3 separate regions of the Mus musculus genome follow, and regions 2 and 3 are each linked to region 1. The links are chromatin loops, found by intact Hi-C in ENCODE. Cell type or tissue: left cerebral cortex. All regions are shown on one strand.

Region 1 (8,000 bases):
AGACTGCATTCATGTTTAATTATTGTTATATTTGGATTTGTGTCTCAGTTTTTGTTTACTTTTTATTTGCTACCCCTGAGATTTAGTTCTTCTCTCCTGTTTTGTGTGTGTGTGTGTGTGTGTGTGTGTGTGTGTGTGTGTGTGACATTTCCAGCATGCTGTTTTAACCCACCTTCTGCGGCTTGTCATGTTGACATATTTTTAAAACAGAAGTAAAGAATAGTTGAATTTGGTTTGAGTTTGGTTTGAGGCAGGACTGCATTATGTATTCCAGGCTGGCCTAGAACTCAACATGTGGTGGAGAATCGCCTCAAATTTGCAGCAATTCTTCTGCCTCAGCTTCCAAGGTGCTACGATTGCAGGAGTGACCTCCAGAATAATTTAAAATTTGCGGGATATTTCTCACTTTTGTTTTCTCCCTTCATTCCAAATATTTATTTCTAGAACCGACATGCTTGGTGGCTCAAGAACTTCCTTTAGAGCAAGCAGGTCTGCAGGGCAGGATGAGTCTGGTTTCTTGTCAGCTGAAAATGTCCTTACTGCGTGTTCCTGGAAGATTGCATTGTGACATCTCGTTCCTCTCAGTCATTCCCCACTGCCATTTCCTTCCCTTCGTCTGGGCCCCGCGTCAGGCGAGACCCTGCAATCTTCCAGGCGCTCACCCTCAGAAGAGCACAATGCTCCCTGGCTTCCTGTACTGTTCCTTGCTGACTCTGCTCAGTTTTCCCATAATTGATCACACTACACCTTGATACGGATCTGGTCTCTTTGAGCTTCTGAATCCATAGGTTTGTGCCTTTCTTCTGTGTCGAAGCCTTTCTGCTCTTGGTCATGGGAGCCCAGTTGCTGGGGTAGGTTCCAGGCTGCACTTTCTGCTCCGCGTGTGGGGTGTATGTTGATGCCTGGTCGCCTTTGGCAGTGCTGTCCAGGTCTGTCCTGAGAGAGCTAATCTAGAGGAAAGCTTACTAGATCCTAGTTGTGGAGCCTCATCTGCTGGGCCCAGGTGAGGTCCTTGTTCATGACATGGCTAACGACAGTGTATGGAAGTATGCTTGATGGGGGAAGGCACAGGGTGAGACAGGAGGCCAGAGAAGCAAACATGACACCGGTTCTTCAAATAACAGCCCATTCTTTTGGCAGCTAAATCAGTCCAATAGATGTACATCGATTCCTTCTTTGATGCAATTACCTTCTGCTTCTGGCCTCCTTTCCAAGACTTTACCACCTCCCATCACCACCACATTTGAGGACTGAGCAACCTAGCACCACCATATTTGAGGACTGAGCAACCTAGCACCACCACATTTGAGGACTGAGCATCCTAGCACCACCACATTTGAAGACCAAACATCTCAACATAACCACACTTGAGGACAGACAGAGTATCCTAGCACCACCACATTTGAGGACTTAGCATCCAATTTTCCCTGGAGAAAATCTCTGTCTAAACCATAGCAGATTTGAGTCATTCACATTCCGGACATCTACTGGCCAGTCCATGCATGCATGTGAAGGAAGGGATGCAGATGAAATCAGCTTTCAAAATAGGGTGATGTGTGAAACTGGAGCAAATGGCTGAACTTTTGCCCTTCTGTTCTGAAAGGATGCTTTTATTTAATGTGTGTGTGTGCACGAGCACGCATGTGTTAATTCAGAGACCGGAAGAGGGCATTGAATACCCTCTTTCACTCTCCACCTATCCGTTTGAGGTGAGGTCTCATTCTCCACCGGTCACTGTGTTTGTTTAGCTAGACTGGAAACCCACGAGTCCCAGCAATCCTACTTTCTCTGTACTGATGGGATGCCTGGCTTGTTCTATGGGAACTGGGATTTGAATTCTAGTCCTCATGACTGTGTGGCAAGCACTCTTAACCACTGAACTTTCTACCCTACTAAAACTCCCCACTCCTCTCTAATGCTCGAGAGCACTGCGCGTCCCTGATTTAGTTGGCGACTCTGCCAGGGCTCTTCTATCTCCACGTGACTGCTGGCTCTCCTGGAGCAGCTGTCTGTTGTGGATATCACTACACACAACACGTATTCTCTGCGTTAACTGGGGGCCCTGTCAGCTTCATACCAGATCCCTCAACTCCTTAGATCACCTGCTCATCTCGTGTCTGACTCCAAAGGCCACTGTGTTGTAGTCAGGGCACTAGAACAATTGCTATTTAGATACAAGTCTTACAGGTTGTGGGCACATCACCGAAACGGTGTGCTTGCCTGGAAAGAGTATTCCATCCCTTGTACTGAGAGGAAATAGATTCTGGCTCTGCCACATATAAACTATAGAAGAGGCTGGGGATCTGCACGATTTAGGTCATTTTTTTTTTTATTTGAAGTTTTTCCAAACCAAAATCGTAAGTTGGGAGGAATCTACAGGAAGAGAAAAGCTAGCCCGACTGCGCTCCCTCATCTAGCCTTTCTGCACTCTGCCTCCATCCTGTGCTTCAGTCCTTCCTCCCACCCATCTACCCGGCACCCACCTACCCAGCCATTATCTACCTCCTCTACCCATGGCTCCTCCCACCCACGGCTCCTCCCACCCACGGCTCCTCCCACCCACGGCTCCTCCCATACATTCCTCATCCATCCCTCTCTTCTTCTGTCTGTTTTATCGTCAGCATAAACACTCGCTGTGTTTTAGGTATGAGGAACAGGGGGACTAAAGAACACCCGTCCTTTACAGTGCTCCGTGTAAGAAGCAAGTCATCGGAGAACAAGCTTACGACCCGTCAGATGTGAAAATTAGGTCGAAATTAAAAGTACAGTTATGCAACAGGAAGAGATAGACCAGAGGGTTGGGTTGGGAATGAAATCAAACACTTGCCTACTTCACAGTGTCCCCACGAAGAGGAAAAGAGAAAAGAGGGTTAGCTGAGGATTACATCCGGGCTCTTCCTTCACACCAGCCTGAACTACATTCTGCATCTTTTTTTTTTTTTTTACAAGTTTATCAAAATGGCTTTGAGACGATTCTGTTGTTTGTCCTCACTTGTAGTTGAATGATTTACTCTGATTTGATTCCTACAATGCAAAGCTGCATTTCATGCTCTTGGATTTAAGATGGCCTTACCACAATAGTTCAAGTGCTTCAAACTGGGCCCAGTTTGAGGGTTTTGTAGTCCTCGGCCTTCGAAATTCCAGATCTGAGAGATCCACAGGTGACACTTGGAGCCCCTTGTCCTTATTTTCATGATCAAGTTACTTGCATTTGGGGGGCTATTCCGATGTTGGCTTGAGAGAAGAAAATTACACTTGTGTGTGTGTGTCCCCAGTTAATCTAATGTTCAATTTGGCATCCTCTTAGTTTACAAAGTAGTAACTCCCCCCCCCCCCTTACAAAGTCCAGGTCACATGGATTTGGGATGTGTGTGTGTGTGTGCCTGCCAGAGAGAGAGAGAGAGAGAGAGAGAGAGAGAGAGAGAGAGAGAGAGAGAGAGAGAGAGAGAGAGAAATGGTGACCCATTGAGAGGTATCCACTTTGCACTTGAATTTAGGTATCTCAAGTTCCCTCTTCTTTTTCCCTACAAATCACACCCAAGATAAAGTTTTTTTGTTTTGTTTTGTTTTGTTTTGTTTTGTTTTGATACATTAGGAGAAAAACTCCTCCCCATCCTCCATCCTCTGGAAAGCAAATTTTCCTATCTATGCCGCATAGCCGCATAGATGGCAGCATAGCATCTGTGGGTGCTGGTGTGGAAGGCTCCCTGGGCTCTGAACTGCAATGGAAAACAGCCCTTTGATCCTCTCTGAGCCATGGTATCGATTGTTAGGCTGCTCCATTCTGGAAGATTCAGACTCCAAGGCGGTGGGAGCCAAGCTCTGCGGGTGGAGGGCAGGCAGCATCCCAGACATTTCCTCCCCCCTCCCCCCCCCACTGTTGTGAGGAGAGCTGCGGGCTAGTTCAGTGCCTTGTGGGCTCACACAGCTCTTACCAGTTCCTTGCTGGCCCTCAGGACTCATAAGTTGTAACTGTAGCCCAGGAACAGGACAGCTGAGCTACCCAGTCACCTCTGGAGTTTGCATCCAAGCTCCAAGGGCTTGAAGGGGTGGGGGTGGGGGCTCTAGAGTGTGGATCGCAATTCCCACGCGGGGGAATGGGTCACTTGTGGCACTTGCCGCAGGGACATGTCCCGGGACGAAGTCTCCTGTGACCACATGGCACAGGATATTGAGAAGAGCGTGTTCATTGGGGGACAGTGGCCTGTCCTTGGGGAAGCACAGGAACAAATGCGCGCGTGGGGACCCAGTGGCCTGCGCGCTTTTGAACAGGGGTTCACGGTGGCGCGGATCTGCAGCCCCGCGAGCGTTGTGTCGCAGCTGAGTCACCTCCCCGCATCCCCCGCGTGGGGAGCTCTTCCTCTTACACCCCACTTTGAGCTTCCTGAGCTGCGCGGGCTCGCGAGGACCATCCACCGCCTCACCCGGAATAGCGGTGCACACCCGCACCACCGCGCACTTGCGGCGCTGAGTCACCGGGAAACTGAGTCACCCTCCCGCCACCAGGAAATACCTTTTTTAGACTGCCAGTCTGAGCGGGGTTGCGGGTGACTTCGGAGATTCGGTTCCTGCTGATCATCAACTTCCCGCGGAGGCGTGCAGGCCTGTTTTCCATTTTCCCACGCGATTCCCTTGGCTTGTTGCTGCGGGCAAGTTTGGCACAGCGTGTACCTGGACGCCCTGCGGGGACCAGCCAGCTTGCGGATGCAGTTGGGAACTTAGGGCGGTCGCTATGCGATCATCACATCCCAGTGATGGTCCTTACACACCGATGACCAAGTTGCCGCCCAGTTTGAGGGCATCTATGCTATTTGTCAAAATCACCTGTAGGTGGCGCCCTTGTCCACTTGCTATCGCGCTTAACCCTGGCAGAAGGGTTAAGGGTCTGCTGTGCATCAGGAAGCCCAGAAGAAACAGAACAGGGTTTGTGAATTAAAATTGTGAAAGTACAGTGAGAATACAGTAAGGATGACTTGGCCTGGCCTTGTGTGAAGGGTGAGGAGTGGGGAGTTCTGGGAGAAATCACAGCGGCAGTGGAGGCACGTTCCTGAGCGTTGGGTGTAATTTCATTTTGCATGAAAAAGAGGAATGTGGATTTGCAACAGCTTGGTAGGACTTGAGTAGGAGCCCAAGGGACTAAGGACCCTTTCCCCAGGGGAGAAGGATTTGGGAATACGGACCCACAGCATCAGTGCACAGGGTCTCATGGTATGACTCCGAGAGAGGGAAGTGTTTATGCCAAACACAGCTCCTGGTGCAAAGAGTGCAGAGATGAGCCAGCACCTGGATTTGTTTATTCATGTTACCTTGAACGACATGTTCCGCTGTGGACCGGTGACTTTAGTAGTCACAAACCAAAACAAAGCCATAAATAAATCAGTGCATTTACAAATGCTGCTGGGGACATCTGGTAGGGGTTATAGCGGACAGGGAGCTCTCTGCTGTCAGTTTCAGATGCTATCTGGTAATATTCTTAGCTCTGGTGCCAGGGAAGCTGAGAGTTTGCTAAATAGCATCTGAAAGATTCACCAAATGGTCCCAGGGATGCCGGATGTTAGATCAGATATTAGGCTGGCATTAGTAGATTATAAGGGGGGCGGGGGCTGAAGATAGCCCAGGTAGTTTGGGTTCTCTATAGTCAGAACTTTCTATCAGTCAATTAATCTGCTGATATTTAACAGATGTTCTGGTTACAGGAGAAGGGTGCTTGCCACACCAGAGGCCAAGAAAATGGACATTGTTGTGTTTGTGTGTGTGTTGTGGTCTATGCATGTGTGTGTGCATATATGGAAGCCAGAAGCGACTGCTGGGCGTCTCCTTTATCAGTGTCTATCTTCTCCTTTGAGACATGGTCTCTGGAGAGGCTCATCGATTGTCTAAACTAGCTGTTGGGCAAGCCGCCAAGATTCTCCTGTCTCTACCATCCAGTGCTATATTACAAGTGTGTGTGTGTGTGTGTGTGTGTGTGAGAGAGAGAGAGAGAGAGAGAGAGAGAGAGAGAGAGAGAGAGAGACCATGCCCAGCTTTTGACTTGGGTCTTGGAGATCTGAATTCAAGTCCTTATGTTTTCAAAGTAAGCGTTTTACCGACGGAGCCGGTTCACCAGCTCCCGCTGTGAGTGTCTCATCATTCTTAGAGGTGATGCATTTGTACCACAGGTGGGCTTAGCCTCTGGCTATGCACCACCCCCCATCTATCCTTCCACACCTGCCCTCTGCACAAGGGTCTCCTCTGGGGAAGGGGGCTCTAGCCCAGTGAAGCTGGGAAATATGATCTGTGAGGACAAGGCAGGGCTGGCTGTCCAGAGTGGGGGACCTGGCAGTAGGGAGTTCTGACAAACTTTTCCACAGAACCTTGAAGATTCAGGTATCGGAGACCCCAGAACACCTCGGCAGGTGCAGAGCACAGCTCAGCTTGTGCGGCTCAAAGGAGAGAAATCTTTTCTCTTCACCATTGCCTCATCTGGTACTGGGCCCCAGAGCATCCAGGGCCCTAAGAGGAGGAAGGGGAGACACAAGGTGGGTGTGGCCTTGGGACCTTCCCTCTGGGCACTGCTCTTTCCTTTGCTCTGTCCATCATGGCTGGCAGCTCTGTAAGCATCAGCACTTCTTAGACAGAAGTGTGTGGGAAGGGCTGGGAGGATGGGTGTTGGGACAGAGCTTGCTGGGTAAGTGTGAGGGCTGGAGTTTGGATCCCAGAGTGTGACAGCTCACATCTATAATCCTAGTACTAGTGGACTAGAGACAGGCAGATGGGTGGGGTTCCCTGGCCAACCAGTCTAAGCAGTCAACAACAGTCACTCCAGATTCAGTGAGGTGGTGGACTGGGCGTGACCGTACACACTTTTAGTCCTAGCACTCGAGGCAGAGGTATGTGGTTGCTGGGAGTCTGAGGCCAGTCTTGTCTTTGCAGTAAGACCCCATCTCATTAAACAAACAAACAAACAAACAACAAACATACTTGGACACACACATGCACACACAGGCACACATATGCACACACACACACATGCACGCACGTGCGCGCGCACACACACACACACACACACCCCAGATGGAGATCTATAGAGGAAGACATCTGACACTAACTGCAAGTTTTTCACACGTGTATACATGGTGAGTGCACCCCTCCCTCCCCCGACATAATGATTGTGTGAAGTACAATTGAAACTTTGCATCATAAAGACTGGGGTCTTACCGAACAGCACTGTAGCAGTGCACGAGCCAAGATGGTCTTGAGGGCCTGGTGTTGAGAGCTGCTTGTGGCTGTGGTGGTAGAAGCAGAGGCTGTTCATGTCTCAGTGGCTATCCGGATTATAACCCTTCATCTGCTGGTGAACACTTCACATGCAAAAGGTTCCACACCTTGTCACACAACAGCTGAGGCCCAAGAGCTCATGCTCACAACATACTGAAGGCATGTCACATTGAGGCTACATCAGTGGCCTTTGATCCTGATGCAAATCAAGGCAACATCTCCAGACAGGAACCCTGGTAGAACATACCAACCTACCCACAAACATTTTGACTCAAAGCTTATTCTGTCCACAAGAAATGCAGGGATTGGCTATGGAACAGAGATTGAGGGAATGGCCAACCAATAACTGGCCCAACTTGAGACCCATCCCATAGACAAGCACCAATCTCTGGCATTATTAATGACACTGTTATCCTTGCAGACAGTAGTCTAGCATGGCTGTCCTCTGAGAGGCTCCACCCACCAACTGACTCAAACAGATGTAGACACCCGCAGTCAAACAGTGGATGGAGCTTGGGGACCCTTATGGAAGAATAGGAGGGAGGATTGTGGGCCCCAAAGAAGATAGGAATTCCACAGGAGACCAACAGAATCAACTAAGCTGGACATTTGGGGCTTTCAGAGTCTAAATTGCCAACCAAAGAACATACACTGTCTGGACATATGTCCAGGCCTCCCTGCACATAGGTAGCAGATGTGCAGCTTGGTCTTCATGTGGGTCTGGGATAACTGGAATGGGGGCT
Region 2 (8,000 bases), 750 kb after region 1:
CCCATACCTGTCTCTGTGGTGCACACACCACTGATACCCACCAGGGCTATGGGACACCCTGCTCAGGGCCTGTGCTAGCTACCTTTATGCCACCTCGACAGCTTGCCATCCGAGAGGAGGGAACCGCAACCGAGGAGTTGCCTCCATAAAAGCAGATGGTAGGCCCACAGTCTTGTATGTTGGAACACTTGGTCTCCAGTTGGTAGACTGCTTAGGAAGGATTAGGAGGTGTGGCCCTGTTGGAGGGGGTGTGGCTCTGTTGGAGGGAGCGTGCCACTAGTTGAGGCTTCAAAAACCTGTGCCATTCCCAGTTAGCTCTCTCTGTTCCCTGATTGTGTCTCAAAACGTGAGCTCTCATCTATGGCTCTGTGCTGCCTGCCTGATGCCTGCCATACGATCTGTGGATTCACCCTCTGGAACTGTAAGCTAGGATAAATAATTTCTTTTATAAGTTGTCCTGGTCAGCTTCTCTATAGCTGGTCAACACAGCTATAGAGAAGTAACTAAGAGACTAACGAACTGTGGGGGCATTTTTCTATACCTCCAGCAGTCATCCATGTTTGGCTGCATGATTTTAAAACAGAAAAATAAAGGTGAGATCCATAAAAATAGGATCTCCAAGATCTCTATCAGCTGGAGACTTATCTCCTGGGTCTAAGGACTCTACACGACACTCATGTGTCTTCTGAAGGCGTTATGGAGTCCCAGGCCTCCTTCCACAGACAGTCCACCACACACATGTCTCCCAGGCACTGCAGCTCTGCTGTCTGTCTCCCATTGGAAACTGGGAGGGGGTGTGAGCAAATATATTAATATACTGATATTCTGGTGTTTGATAAGAACAGAATTTGGCTAAGAAACAGGCTGAAACTGCCCTTAGCTGTTCTTTCCTGGGCTCTATTAGAGCAGGAGCTGGCCACTGCTCATGTCAGGAGCTAGGGACCTGGTGGACACACCAGATGTGAGCTCTAACACATAACTTGTTATTCTGACTCCTCTTGCCTCATTGCGTGGCTGATCCCAAGCTAAGAAGGACAACAGTATCCCTAGAAGCAGGGTACCACCAGCAGTGAACCAGAGGTGAGGTTGACAGAGGTGAAGCAGGGGACCACAGGGAGGGTCTGACTCTTTCACAGGAGGCTGGGGAGCAAGGGGTGGTCCTGAAAGCAGATTGTGTCCACAGTGCTGTAGGTTACGCCAGCTTTTAGCAGCGACACCGTCATCTACTCCTCTCGCTGCCCAGAAATTATAGCTTAGAAAAAGAAATGCCCCCAGAAGTGATTAACATCTGAAAACTGGTTTTAAAATGTGTTTTTTTTCTTTTCTTTTCTTTTTTTTCTTTTTTTTTCTTTTTTCTTTTTTTTTTTTTTTTTTCGAGACATGATTTCTCTGTGTAGTCCTGGCTGTCCTGGAACTGACTCTGTAGACCAGGCTGGCCTCCAACTCAGAAACCCGCCTGCCCCTGCCTCCCGAGTGCTGGGATTAAAGGCATGCGCCATGAGAAAGACTTTGGAGAGCTCCTGTTTCACCTCAGTTCTTGCTCATTTAACAATAAAATATCTGGTTTTAGTTTTTAGCTATTTAACAGGATTTTACCCCAAAAGGCACGTGTGGACACACACTTTGGGAACGACAGAAATGTAAGAAAACATGAAGCATGGTGGTTAGTGGTTTCCATGCTCTCACTGCTTCTGTTGTTGGCTTTCCCTTCCTCAGTGCGTCAGGTCACCTTGAACTTAGCTTAGCACCGCTCCCATGTGCTTCATGTCCGACCTGCCTCAACCACAGCCTAAGGCGTCCCGAGAGAGCCACACAGATGTCAAGGTCACAACAAACAGGAGACCAGAAGAGCTCACATTAATCTTCCAGACTGGCTTGTCCAGGCAAGTGTGGGGACAGTTTGTTCCTCTTAACTAACTCATCATGAACAGTCCCCTGCCTGACACCACAAGGCTTCATCGGGAATGTCTTCACAGAATCAAGAAGAGACGTTTTCATATTAGATCCATTTTATGTTCTGAAATGAGGTGGTCTTTCCCAGAGAGGATATCAGATCCGCCTTGACCTCGCTCGCTCCTTCCACCGTCCCTCAACGTACAGCTGACCAGCATCTATTCTCCCTTGAAATGTTCACAATAAAACCGAATGGGGCAATATCCCACTACTTCAGTGTGCTTGCCAACTTCACCCACTCAGTTACCAGAGTTGTAAACTTATCATTGTCCATGAAATTGTAACACTTTAGAATAAATGACGACTGGTAAATACCACAAGGTATTATAAGGTTTTGAAAACATCTCCAACCTTTCTGAATCAAGAAGCAGACCTTTAGTATATGAATATTCTGAGAATTTCCAAGTGTTAGAAATACTACAGGTGTTGTTTCCATTTCATTGCTAGGGCATTTAAACCCAACTTTGGTAGCTCTTGAAAAAAATGTTAATAATTCCAATGAGATGCTGTCTCTTTGAGGTGGAGTGTATACCTATAATTTATGATTCATTTCTTGTTCTCCATGAATACTTTCCTCAGGTATGTCCCCCCACAAAGACATTCAAAGGCGAAGGCTGCCTTCCACCTTCCCATTCTGATACACCAGGCAGGATACCCACTGTAATAGAAGCCACGCTTCCTCTCTTCAACTTATCCAAGTGTTTCCAATCATAAAAATTCAAGACTCTGCAGGATTCAAATGTCAAGTGGAAATTTTCTAGAAGTCTCCGGGCTTATGCGCTAATTAAACATGAATTGATCACTGTCCACGTGATCAAGGATGCTACTATTTTTCTACAAGGTTAATTCGGTAAGTTTAGCACATTGGTAGCAGCTGTGAATAATTGTCACACTTACAGACTGACATCTTCCTATTGCCGACTTGATGGCACTAAGAACTGCACGGGGGTATTAGTGTGGCACACCTCTGGTGGGTTGTTTGTGAGACTGAAGTAAGGGAAGAGTGCCCTCCCCCATGTGGACAGTACCTTGCCATGGACCAGCATCCTGGTCCAAGTTAAGAGTAAAAAGGAAGAACAAACTCAATCCTGGTTATTCCCCTTCCTCTGCCTCCTGGCTCACTGACTCGCTGGGCTTGGCTGCTCTGACCCTCAGCCTTCCCTGCCATGGCAGACTGTATCTCTTCCAACGCAGAAACAAAAGAAAACCCTTCCATGGCTCTACCTGCCTATGTAGCAGAGGATAGCCCATCTGGCATCAATAGGAGGGGAGGCCCTTGGTCCTGTAAAAGCTCGATGACTCAGGGTAGGGGAATGCTAGGGCTGTGAGGCGGGCGTGGGTGGGTAGGTGGGTGAGCATCCTTGTGGAGCCAGGGGTATGGGTAGGGAGTAGGGGGGTTTTGAAGGAGAAATCAGGAAGGGCGATAACATTTGAAATGTAAATAAATAAAATAACCAATTTTTTAAAAAAAGAGTAAACCCTTTGTAACTTAAGCTCCTTCTCTTAGTTATTGCATCGTAGGGTGGGTAAGGGTTGGGAAGATGGAGGACCACAGACCAACTAGTAACCAGAGAAGCAAGAGCTAGGGCCCTCATAACCCCAGAGAGAGCCAGGCTGGAGAGAGAGAGAGAGAGAGAGAGAGAGAGAGAGAGAGAGAGAGAGAGAGAGAGGAGAGATTCTGCACAGAAGTCCCCCTAACGTCCCAGGAGGTTGAACACATGCACTGTTGAGTGCTGAGACTTTTGCACAGTACATTTAGAGAACTTTAACATCCCTTAGTTCAAAACCTGAAATACCTATGCTTATCTCAGAACTTTCCCATTAATTGATGTTAATTTTAATATTTTCCAAGAAATGGCTTAATCCAAGGGATTTGGTAAAGAACTGTAGGACAGCAGAAAAATTCTCAGAGTTTCATTCAAAGTCAAGCATGCCTGTGAAGACTTCTGAGTGTGATTTTACTTTCAGATGTCTCTTCAAGGTCATTACCAGTAACAAGAATAATAACGGAGGTTTTCATTGACAAAATGCCAGGGGAATCTATAATTTTTAGGTGATCAAATAGCCCTGAAAAGCTACTGCTTAGAGATGATTAAGGGTATGAGCCAAGAGGATTACCACAGAGACCCTTTGTCAAACAACGCGTGAAGCAGGTGAGGAATCTCAAGGCAGAGTCATACACATCATCAAACTGGCTCTGAAAGAGACACACGTGGGCTTTCACCAACCCCTGAGCTTTAGATATTCTTAGACTGTCTTGTTCCTAGAGTCATGAAATTTCTATTCTTCTCGTGCACAAAAGGCCACATCTATACCTTCATTCTAGAGAGAACACATTTGCATATCTATGCATGAGAGACAGTTTGATTCATCCCTCAGTGCTGGTGGGTGGCAAGGTGGGGCGGGGCTTATAGTTCTAAAGCATAATTACTGATACCTTCCAGAGAGGTTAGCTTGCTAAAATGAAGCATGAATGAAGCCAGCCCTGGGCAATGCTGTAAGGTAAAGCCTCTCTCCAGGGTGGGGCTAAAGCAGAGTAACACTTGGGCCACCATCCACAGCACCTGAATTGCATGCAGCTGGATAACCCAGGGCCCAGCACCTGTAATCCTGAGTTGTGTGTGGCATTGCAATCAACATTAACAGCTACTGAGGGGGGCTGTGACAGGGTAACCAAAGGCTCAGTGTCCAGACCTCCTGAATTATGTGTGACATCGAAACATAGATGCAAGCATCCACTGTTCCTACCTTTTATATTCATCTTGATTCTGGAGGCAGCAATTCACAGTGTTTATCAGAAAGCCAAACAAACGACTGTACAGTGACTTGGCCAGGAGGTCGCGGTAAAACGCAGCCATCTGGATAGTGTGTCGACGTATTATCACATCTCCTGGAATAGTGAAAGGAAGAGGAGAATTGTGGACAATGGTCTCCTTGTTAGAAGCCAACACAACTGTCTATGTCCCACTCACACTCTATGATGTCCGCCATGTCCAGAAAGGGCCCCGAAAGGTGGTGCCTGACAGTTATCGACATCTGAAGTGTCGTGTACCTTGACTTCTTACTAAGGCTTCTACGCATACCTCTGCACCTCTCTGCAACTGAGCCACCTCCTCTCAGTTGGAGAGCTAGCTCAGGGTCCTGTGAGTGAGCTTTCGGATAATAGCTCACTGGTTGGGCACTGAGCTGGCCCAGGGCATTTGAACACTTGCCTGTCTGGAGAGTAATGGTCAAATCAATCAGAATGTGCCTGTGGGTCCAGGGGACAAAACAGGGCCTTCGGGAAGAAGCCCCTGTCACTCTCAAGTGGAGCCATGGGAATCCTGAGAGAGGAGAAGTTCCAGAATGGAAGGCCAGTGAAGGGACTCAGGATAGAGAGTTAGGGTGACCTGGGATGCAGGCAGATCCAGTACAGTACTGCTGGATGAGACAGTGTGTGAATGCCGGGCTCAAGAATGCTCGCCTGTGGCCTTGGCCAGCAGGGCGTGTCCTTAAGTCTCAGTCCTTAAGGCTGAGCAGATGGCAGGGATGGGAGAGTCCCTCAGTTGGCTGGAGGGAAAGGAAAGAGAGGGGAGCCACCACTGAGACAAGATAGAACTTCACTAAATTGAAAGAGCACGGTCAAAACCATGGGTGCGGTAAAGCCCACTAAGGCAGGGGACAAGTGCAGCCTTCCAGATGTCACCACGAAAGTTCCGGGTTCACGTGGTTGAGGAGCTCTGAAGGGTGGGCAATGTGGTGAGAGGAGGTTGGGTGGGATGTGTTGAGGGAACCGGATGGTGAGTGACCAGCGGAATTTAACATGTGCACTGGCTGGTTTTGTGTGTCAACTGGACACAAGCTAGAGTCATCGGAGAAGAAGGAGACTCAGTTGACGAAATGCCTCCATGAGATCCAGCTGTAAGGCATTTTCTCATATAATGCTCAATTCGGGGAGGACCCAACCCATGGTGGTCTCATCCCTGGGCTGTGGTCCTAGTTTCTCTAAGAAAGCAGGTTGAGCAAGCCATTCGAAGCAAGACAGCAAGCAGCATCCCTCTATGGCCTCTGTATCAGCTCCTGTCTCAAGTCTCCTGACCCTCTTGAGTTCCTGTCCTGACCTCCTTCTCAGAAGTGTAGGCACAATTAACCCTTTCCTCCCTGGCTTGCTTTTGGGTCATGGTGTTTTGTTACAGCAACAGAACCCCGACTAAGAACATGTCTTCAGAAAGACCAGCAGCATCTTGAGAACTCCAGGCACTTGACATAGGTGGGAGCAGAGACGTAGATGGAGACATGGCTAAGAATGGCTAAGGGGGCCTGGAAGTCTGTCCTATAGGGAGGAGCATTCTCTAAGAAAAGTGGTGTCTTGGAAAGACTGTTGCGCGCAGGTGAGAAGCACACTTCCATTTCATTCCCGTGGAGGTGAGCGACTTCCAGAGGAAAGAAAACACCAACAGAAGCTGCTGCTGTGATGCTGGACAGGAAATGGAGGGCTGTGAGGAGGGAAGCTCTTTGAGAGGTCAGAGGGACCCAACCTACTTGGTAGAGAAGGGTGAGGGGTAAGGGGAGCCAGCAGAACCTGGGGAACAGCTGGATGGATCATGGGAAAACTCAGTATGTTGATTAGCATGGAAGGGGGGATTCTAAGCAGTAGGGGTCATTAGCCAAGCATCAAAATCCCTGCAAGCCAGACCCACGAAGCAGCTGGTAAGTTCGACATAGAGTGCCCGGGGAGGCCAGCCCTCACAGCTATGAAGAGGAAGGTTGAAGAAGGGCATCCATCCTGACATTTCAGTGGATAGCTGAAGCACATGCAGGAGTGCTAGTCTCCTGTGCACGGAGCACGGCCTTGCACCAGTGGGTGCCACAGGGAGTAGGCATACACAGAGGGCTGAAGCCGCCCTGTGAAGGTAGACAGCTTCTTTACCAGTGGCTTGGCATCTCTGGTGATTAACCCCTTTTAATCTGACTACTTTCCTCCCTGAGGAGAGTAATAGTTATGCCCGCCTCCTGACCATTCTTGAGATCAGAAATGACAAACTTCGGACCATTTGGCTCCATGCCATTCCCTCATAAACACCAAATAAATGACAGCCCCCATTCTGAGCGGGGAAAGGCAGAGAGAAGGCCGCACCCCTCCCCCATGAAGATCCATGTTTTATGAGAATACATCCTCTTAGATTGATGGCTTTGTTTTTCTGAACTGACAGGTTGATTAGGAAGGGGGCTAGTTACTCAGAATGATCTCCCGGGAGCATGGCAGGGTTCCCATACAGCAGCCTTTCAGTGCTTTCTCCTGGCACTCAGTCCATGCAAACAGTTTCCCCCGTGTGGAGACAGGCAAGGCTGTGTTTAATTTCCCCATTTCAAAGAAGCCCAGGGACTGTACAAAGGTAAAAGTCAGGTTGCACAAGGACTTACCTTTAAAATACTGAATATCAGTTGTTAGGGCGGATGCCAGCTCGTCGGTCGACACTTGCAACATACCTGCCACTGAAATCAAACACAGCTGTAAATAAGAAAGCACCATGCATTTCAACACTAAGAACACTGCGATTTGTGTCCATTGTGTGCATACTTCATGTTAGAAGGAGAGCAACTTCTACTCTCTGGCTTAAACTCATCTAGAGAAATGCCTTAGTACTCCAGACACTGGTGGGATCTTGTGTCTGTCTGGATTTAGTAAGGACATATTTTCCCCTTCACCACCCTTGTAGATAGGGCTGGATTATTTTTTTCCAAATTCCTTATTAAAATAACTTTGAAACAGGTGAAAATAGGCCATTTATTGGAAGCCCGTGGTTTGAGGATATTTTTTTAAAACTAGATGTGACCATGAAAACAATATCAAACAAGAGGGGCTTTTGAACATGGTGTTTAAAGGAAAGTAATTGTGAGTTTATAATGTTTAGCTAACGACTCCTCTCCAAATACTGTGTGGACAGCAGGTTGGGGCAAAGAATATTCTAATAATATCAAATGATCTAAAGTATATGATGATACCCCTGTGCAGAATGGGACCACGAAAGCACGTTTGTCAACCACCCCCTTTCGAGAAAAGAAAG
Region 3 (8,000 bases), 180 kb after region 1:
TATCGTCTTTTCCTGGAATCTTTGTGGATTCTAATATGAATGCTGACAATGAAACTCTCCACGCTTAAGGATTAGAACCACATCAAATCATTCTATTATGTTTTTAATAGATATACATAAAGTATGGCCTTAAGAAAAAAAATGGAAAAGAAAGATAGAAACCATTTACTCTGAAAGGATGGGCTAAAACTACAGTATCAGGAATTAAAACTACAGTTGAGAAAAGACCAGACGATGTTGCAATAACATGTGACAATTTCTATTTTCAAATTCTATGTCACAACTAAAGATGCTTATAAAAACAGAAGTCTTTAGCCCCATAAACCTTATGGAGGCAGAAGAGTTCAGAGGCAAAGACATGCATTCTGGATCATTGTAAACAATGAGGCTTCACAGATACCCACGGCATGCTTAGGTGCTTAGTGTTGGCTGATTTTTATGATCTGAGTTGAAGATACACTAATAGCTTGTCCATCAATCCCTTCTAACACACATACTTCAGGACATGGCTGTCATCCTGAACCCCCACCATGCTGCGCGGCTGCGCTCACCCAGATAAAGGTCAAACAAGTCACAGTACATCTCAGGTGTTTGTTTGTTTGTTTGTTTGTTGTTTTGTTTTGTTTTTAATTACAGTGAGGCTTCATAATAGGGTTTCCAAATGTTCAAATTCAGAACCTACCGGATAGGCACTATTCCACTCCATAGTGAAGAACACGTTAAGATAGGATCAACGTGTAATTCTCTTTTTAGCCCAGCAGCATTGGTGTGGCCTCTAAAACCCCAAGAAGGAAGTTGCCAATGTTGGAAGGTCTGCTGCTACTGGTCCACAGTACTACCTCTTAGACTTTGTCTGTATAAAGGGCAGTACTGATCCCCAGTACTACCTCTTAGGCTGTGTCTGCATAAAGGGCAGTACTGATCCCCAGTACTACCTCTTAGACTGTGTCTGCATAAAGGGCAGTATTGATCCCCAGTACTACCTCTTAGACTGTGTTTGTATAAAGGGCAGTACTGATCCCCAGTACTACCTCTTAGGCTGTGTCTGCATAAAGGGCAGTACTGATCCCCAGTACCACCTCTTAGACTGTGTCTGTATAAAGGGCAGTACTGATCCCCAGTACTACCTCTTAGACTGTGTCTGTATAAAGGGCAGTTTCCAGCCTCTGGATGAGCAGTTTCAGGGGATACTGCCTGCATTTCACAAGCTGATTTGGTTACTTTGTTTTGGGGAAATTGAGAATGTGTGTACTTTTCAGTTACTTAGTTTAGTTACTATCATTTGTGTTAGAAATGTTTTAAATAAGGCAAAAGTATAAGACATGCGTGAAGAGCTAAATGGCTTTGTTTTCTTTTTGGTTGCAGCCTAGGGTTCCATCCATGTTGGTCAACATTTCACTACTGAGCTATATCCCCAGCCCAAATTCTCTTGTTTACTCTTTTATGAATATGTGGAGTCATAGGACATACAGATGGGAATTCTGTATCCAGGAATTAAAAGACACCAGTTGAGTTCCCTCTTGACCAAGAATCATATACTTATAACATCTACATTTCAGAGGATGGAATTTTAAATTTCCTCTGAATACGCTAAGGGCCATGTGTCAGGGTGAGCACAACAATGTGACACTTTTTTTGTTTTTTGTTTTAGAGCTTTATTGAAGAGAGGGGGGGGGGGGCTGGCCACGGCCACGTGGCAAAGAAGGGGAGAAGGGAGAGGGAAAAGGAGAGCTAGAGATGAGAGTAAGAAAGGTGAGAGCTTAAGAGAATGTGACACTCTTATGAGTTTACTGTTTCTGATGCATTTTTAAGATTTATTTTTATATGCATGTGTGAACGTCCTCTGCACATATCTACGTGCACTACATGCCTGTCTGATGCTTTGAGGTCAGAAGGTGTTATATCCCTAGGAACTTGAGTTACAGGTAGTTGTAAACCTCCTGTAGTTGCTGAGAACTGAACTCAAGTCCTCTGCAAGAGCAGAAAGTGCCCTTAACCACTGAGTAGTCTCTCCACGCCTGGTATTTTATTTTTTAATATTTAGTTTATCTCTGTGTGTGTGTGTGTGTGTGTGTGTGTGTGTGTGTGTGTCTGTCTGAGTGAATGTCACGTGTATTTGAGTGCCTTCAGAGGTTAGAAGAGGCATTGGATTCCCCAGAGCTGTGTAGACAGTTGTGAACCATCTGTCATGGCCCTTTGGAAAAGCAGAAGGTGCTATTAACCACTGAACCATCTCTCCAGACCCAACTACTGTTACTGATACTGTATGCCAGCTTTTGTTGTAAAGGCAGAATCCCAAGGATGTGATTGGCAGGACACACATCAATCAAGCCTTTGGGATCCTTCCTTCTAGGCAAATAATAGCTCTCTCTAAACAGACCACTGATCTTCCTATTGCCATTATATTGCAGCATAAAATAGAATCCAACATGGTCTAAACTGAGACCAAGTAATCAAAAGAAAAAAAAAAAGGTTGCATATTCAGAATGAGCTAAGAAGTCATTAGCACACAATTCTAACTATTTTACTCAGAAACACCGATACACACTTGTGACTGACACTTGTCATTCATATTATTTTCTTTCCCACTCATATTTTTTTATTTCATTTTGAAATTTTTCTATGTGACACTGGCTTATTCTACAAAGCATCTGAAGTTGAATAGCCAGTGTAGAGGAAGGTTAGCTTTGGTGTTATCTAGCAAGGCATAGCATAATCCTGAGTTTAAGTTCTTGATTTCTTGTGCTGGTTTGTTTTCCGAAACTTTAAATTGTTGTTAGTAGATATTTTGCACCCTATGGTGTTGAATGTGCTCATATTCGTTCCACAGTTGCTGGTCTGCTCCCAGGCCTTGATCACGTCCCTCCTCACCTGTTACTCTGTCCTCTGCACCGATGCGTCTCTCTTACATCTTAAATCACATTTAACTGCCATCCTTCAGGATCTCAGCAAAGCCGATGTACGGTAGGTGGGAAGTAATTTCATGAAACAACCCTTCAGGCACCAGCAGAGGGGCAGCTGTGCTCACTGGACGCCTTAGAAAAAGACGTCGCCAGTGGGTGGCAGTGTGGGTAAGAGCCAGTCACATTTCCCGAGGTAGAAATCCTTAAGGCTGGGTTTTAAAAACAACCTTACAATACAGACTCGAGAAGCAGCCCGCTAATGGTTGTAAGGACATGGCAGGTTTTGGAGTGAGAAACAATTTCAGCAAACATTGGGCCACCTGGCAGGAGGCAGCTGGCTGTGTCAGTTACTTCTGGAGCCCAGGCCAACTGCTTGCTCCTGATCCACAGCACAGAGCAAAGAGCATAATTTGACCTTGCTCTCCAGAGGCTCAGGGACTTGCAGAAGGTCACTCCCAGCTGTCCCTATTTCTCCTTCAGAAAACATAGCTGTGTCACTTCAGAGACATTCTTTTTTTATTTATTTTTATTTTTATTTTTTCAGAGACATTCTTAATGTCCCTGGCATCCACTGTGTGGACCCAGAAGCAGGCAGTTCTTACTTTATACGTTATGGTGGTTGTAGCATTCAGTAAGCCTTTATTTTAGAAAACCATCCTTGAGTTAGTGCCTAGGATTATCAAGACTGTTGAATCAACATTTTTTTTTTTTTGAGACAGGGTTTCTCTGTATATCCCTGGCTGTCCTGGAACTCACTCTGTGGACCAGGCTGGCCTCGAACTCAGAAATCCACCTGCCTCTGCCTCCCGAGTGCTGGGATTAAAGGCGTGCGCCACCACGCCCGGCGAATCAACATTTTTAATGGACAGAATGAATACTAAGGTGGAAAGCTATTACAGTGTCTAATGAAATAATACAATCAATGTATACACATTCACATAAGCTCTTTTTCTTCCTTCCTTCCTTCCTTTCTTCCTTCCTTCCTTCCTTTCTTTCTTTCCTTTTTTTCCTTCCTTCCTTCCTTCCTTCCTTCCTTCCTTCCTTCCTTTCTTTCTTTCTTTCTTTCTTTCTTTCTTTCTTTCTTTCTTTCTTTCTTTCTTTCCTCCCTCCCTCCCTCCCTCCCTCCCTCCCTCCCTCCCTTCCTTCCTTCCTTCCTTCCTTCCTTCCTCCCCTCCTTCTCCTCCTCCTTCTTCTCCTCTTTTGTTTGTTTCATTTTTGAGACAAGGTCTCACTAAGAGACATGACTGGGCTGTGAGTAGACTAGGCTGACCTTGAACTTAATAGAGCTTCACCTGTTTTTGCCTGCTGAGTTTTTACACGTTCTGATTGTTGAGCTGTTGGCACTTCCAAGCACAGATACTGAGTGAGGTAGACAACAGTTACATTCTTGCCGAGAAGTTATCCTGTTGCAAACACAGAGTTCACATATTACAAAATTCTTGTGTAATTTCAGTTGAAACATACTAGCAAAGAGATGCGAGGGGGGGCTCATTAAATGCAGCAAGTCTCCCTATTAATCCTAGATGGGCAAAAGTCTGCTCAAGGTTCATTCATCAGAAATGCAAATGTTTTGAATATACTTGTGAACTAAGTTACTGAGGTCAGTGTAACAGGGCCAACTATGCCATCCTTTCTAAAGGGGAAACAGACTTGCCAACATAAACTATTGTTAGGCTTCCTGGAACACATTTTAAGTGAGGGCTGTTCACACTGGCCATGTAGCAGTCCACTTGACAATTTGCTTAGTCAGCTTTCAAAGTTGACTTAGACATAAAATTCTGTCAGACACATTATGCATGAAGAATTAAAGAAAAACTTTAAAACTATATACTTTTCTCCTATACTAGCCTTTCTACATGAAAAAAAATCTATGATTCATTTTGGTAATAGTATTTATATCATGAATTTTAAATGCATTTTACCTATTTATACAATTAAGAACTTAATGAAAATACTTAACTTATTCCTGAAAGGCTATCTTTAATAAAAGAAGCAAAATTACATGAATTTTTATTAAAAATAAAATCCCATATCTTCCTTGGTAAACAGCCGTGGCACACACCTTTAATCCTAGCATTCAGGAGGCAGAGGCAGGCAGATCTCAGACCTAGAGGCTACTCTAGTCCACAGAGTGAGTTCCAGGACAGGCAGGGCTATTCAGAGAAACTCTGTCTCAAAACAATCAAAAAATAACCAAACAAAACCTTATGGTCATTTGTCAGCTGTGAAAGGAAAAGAAGGATTCTAAGGAAAAGATCAAAAGGCAGGAGGAAAAGCTGCAGCCAGGCTGTTTATTGGCAACAGGCCAGGTACATGGCACCCAGTCCCCGTGAGCACAGCACGTGGACAGATGTTAGGAGCTGACTAGTACTGAAAAAGTATGAGAGAACAGTTGGAAAATCCCAAGATACACAACCGGCTTCCAGTAAATAAGCAGCTTATCTGGCAGCAGGAAGGAGAGAAAGCAGGTTGCTCCGAGGGTGGGCGCTCGCTCTCTAATAGAGTGGGAGCCTCTCTGACTTTGCCCTTGGAGCTTCCAGGGCAGAAGAATAACAAGCACCTTGTTGTAAAGAGAGAGGCCCGTCACCTCGTCGAGAGCAGATACGACTGACAGAGCTGGTACCTCCCCTGACCCCTCCTGTGCTGCTAGCTTGGTGACTGGGGCAGCACACAACAGGTCACCTGCTTCTGATCCCTGGTAGGCAACATTAACACAGCCCCAAGGAAAACAAAGCTGCTACTGGCCAGGCTCCACTGGACACAGAACGTCAGCACTCAATGCATTCCTAAAAATCTAATTTTGTATTGAGAGTCAGAATAAAAAAAGAAAGCAAAAATGGTGCTTTTTTTTTTTTTTTCAAAGAAAAGCATAGGGTACTGACGCTGTGGCCTCTTGTCCTGCGCTATTTCAGGTTACAGAACACACAGGCTCATTTATGTGTCTCATAAAGTGGGATGTAAATTATCACAATCAATAAAAATCGAGCCACATTTTCTTCGAGCTCCAAGATAAAAATCCTGTCGTGTTGTTACGTTTCTTCTGGTTAGCGATAATGCTTGGTGATAGAGGCGGCATAAAAGCCAACGACCACAAGACCGTGTGCTTGGCACACTCACAACCACAGCTTGCACATAGAGGGATATGTGTGCGAGGGTGTGTAGCCACACACCCTTGCACACGTAGAGACGCTAACAGTGGCATCTACTGGTCCTTTATTTTTAAAGAGTATAATTTAAAATGGAAGACCCAATTCAACACACCCTTTTGAGGTTAATTTTATGATGATATTTACTAATGGATGGTTTTCCCCAGGCTTTTGCTATTCATCAATAATCATAATCATAGCCGCATACAAGCTAAAAACAGAGCAGGTCCAATATCGGCTTGGGTTATCTTGGCACAAATTCATCATTAGGGTGTTTAAGGCACAGTTTACACAAAGGGTAAAGCATCTATGGTCTTCAGAATCACACTGTGCAATTATTTTTCTTAAACATGTCATTGTAATTGCTACAATGATTTGTAAATTATGCAGGGCATTCCACCGCGAACTTCCAGGACTCAGAACAAAATAACCAAGGTTAAATTGTAAGATAAACTCTGGTCCTGAATTGTTTCATTTAGATACTTTCTCCCTAGATGGGCAAGGGTTTGTTTTGTTTACGCATCCAGAGCAGGGTTCCAAGCCCGCCTTCCGTGAGCGCGGACCATTGCCCTTCCTAGCGGCCCTCACGCTGTCAGTTAGGAGAGAAGACATGCAGGTGCTTATTTGCCCTCGACTTTGAAAGTCACAAAGGCCACGTAGATAGAGAAATTCAAAGCAGCAGTTCAAGGGCATCTTTGGCTTGGCGCTGTGCCCGCGGCCGCGCTCCTAGGTTCGGCGACGCCCGCCCATAGCCCGGGTGCTGGGTGAACACGGTTTGGGGCGCGGGCCGGGAGCGGTGAGGGCGCGGGGCGTGGGGAGGACGCCCGCCAGCACTCGCTCCCAGCTCCCCGCTCCCGCCCAGGCCCGCCCTTTCCCGGCACTATGGAAACCGCATTTTCCTACGCCAGCACGCCCTCCTCCTCTCTCCTATTACATCCAGAACAGGCGACTTCCACTTCCCGGGAACCTGACAAGTGAATGGCTCTGATGACGCCCCGGAAAGAGCCCACGGCCGGGGGCGGACGCCTGCGGAGGGTGGGGCGGGTTCCGGGGCGCCCCTCGATCGGCTCGCCGCCGGGAAAAGGCACCGAGCTGCCATCGACCCGGAGCTCGCGGGCAACGATGCTCGTAAACAAGCCGGGCCGCGCGCCTGCCACCCACAGCGGGCACCGCCCTGCGCCGCGCGCCCACCCCGGCTGCTGGGGTCCGACCGCCGCCCCGCACCAGATCCGACCTCCCGCCCCCGTTCCCCCTCCGCGGCGGAAGCCTGGGGCCAGTTAGTGGGACGCGAGGCGGGAGCACAAACCCCGCACCCGCCTTCTCCACGGCGGGCTTCCCGCCTTGGGTGGCATCGCCCCCGCCCGCATCCACAACGAGCCCCTGATTAATGAGCCCGGCCCGGCCCCCGCCGAGCCCCGGCCCGGCCTCGGAGAGGGGGAGGGAGGGGACGGCGGGAAACGCAGCCCGGTGTCGGTCCGCCTCCCCCCCCCCCCCGTGCCTCACGCTCATTGGTCCGTCTCGCTGTCCGTCGGGGAACGCGGCGCCAATGCAGGGCTGCGGGGCGGGGCGTCCGCGCGAGTGTGCCTGCGTAACGCAGAGTCACGTGTTGTTTTGCTCTTAGTTCAGTCACTCGGTGCGCGATGTGTTACTCACTGTGCGGCGGGGACCGCGACAAGCCCGGGTCGTCGTTGGTGGCAGCAGCAGCAGCGGCAGCAACGGCAGCAGCGGCCCCAGTGGCAGTGTGGGCCCCGAGTGTCCGGACGCAGACCGTCGTCGCGCAGTGCAGAACGGTGGCAGCAGACGGGCCGCGCGCGTTCTAAGCTCGGCCCCGCGACTCGGGGACCCCGACTCTCGACCCAGCCAGCCAGTCCCCGGGCGCCGCCCGAGAGCCCGGGAAGCAGCGGCAGCGGACAGTCGAAGCGGGGGGGTGGCCATCGCCCGCACCGAGCAT

What was found. Hi-C counts contacts between places; a loop is a spot of excess contacts. Peaks named below come from ENCODE experiments on the same cell type or tissue, not always from the same donor. Only the 100,000 strongest peaks of a DNase experiment are listed, where the experiment ranks them.
Region 2: a loop joins it to region 1, with 3 times the contacts of the local background. A loop is called at or near these places in 25 of 42 quality-filtered maps.
Region 3: it touches region 1 in a loop (4-fold over the local background); 24 of 42 quality-filtered maps call a loop at or near these places.

Annotation. Positions count from the first base shown.
Region 1 is chr8:11,184,532-11,192,531 of GRCm38, reverse strand. It overlaps Gm15418 (a long non-coding RNA gene), which reads right to left and starts at 4,803. Exons shown (of 3, transcript XR_003947509.1): 1 at 4,514-4,803. In left cerebral cortex, a CTCF peak has its summit at 4,822 (motif pointing right); DNase peaks (open chromatin) are centred at 5,322, 5,407, 5,845, 6,659 and 5 more places; H3K4me3 peaks cover 1,190 bases; H3K27ac peaks cover 592 bases.
Region 2 is chr8:10,439,061-10,447,060 of GRCm38, reverse strand. It overlaps Myo16 (myosin XVI), which reads right to left. Exons shown (of 35, transcript NM_001319151.1): 19 at 7,357-7,428; 20 at 4,702-4,843. Among named protein-coding and RNA genes, the nearest start is that of Gm51561, 13 kb to the right of the region's middle. In left cerebral cortex, no CTCF peak of the experiment used is centred here; a DNase peak (open chromatin) is centred at 4,282.
Region 3 is chr8:11,008,623-11,016,622 of GRCm38, reverse strand. Irs2 (insulin receptor substrate 2) reads left to right here and starts at 7,694. Exons shown (of 2, transcript NM_001081212.2): 1 at 7,694-8,000. All of the region lies in intron 1 of 9530052E02Rik (RIKEN cDNA 9530052E02 gene), which reads right to left. In left cerebral cortex, a CTCF peak has its summit at 3,037 (motif pointing right); DNase peaks (open chromatin) are centred at 5,374, 6,073, 6,999, 7,647 and 1 more place; H3K4me3 peaks cover 1,582 bases; H3K27ac peaks cover 2,074 bases.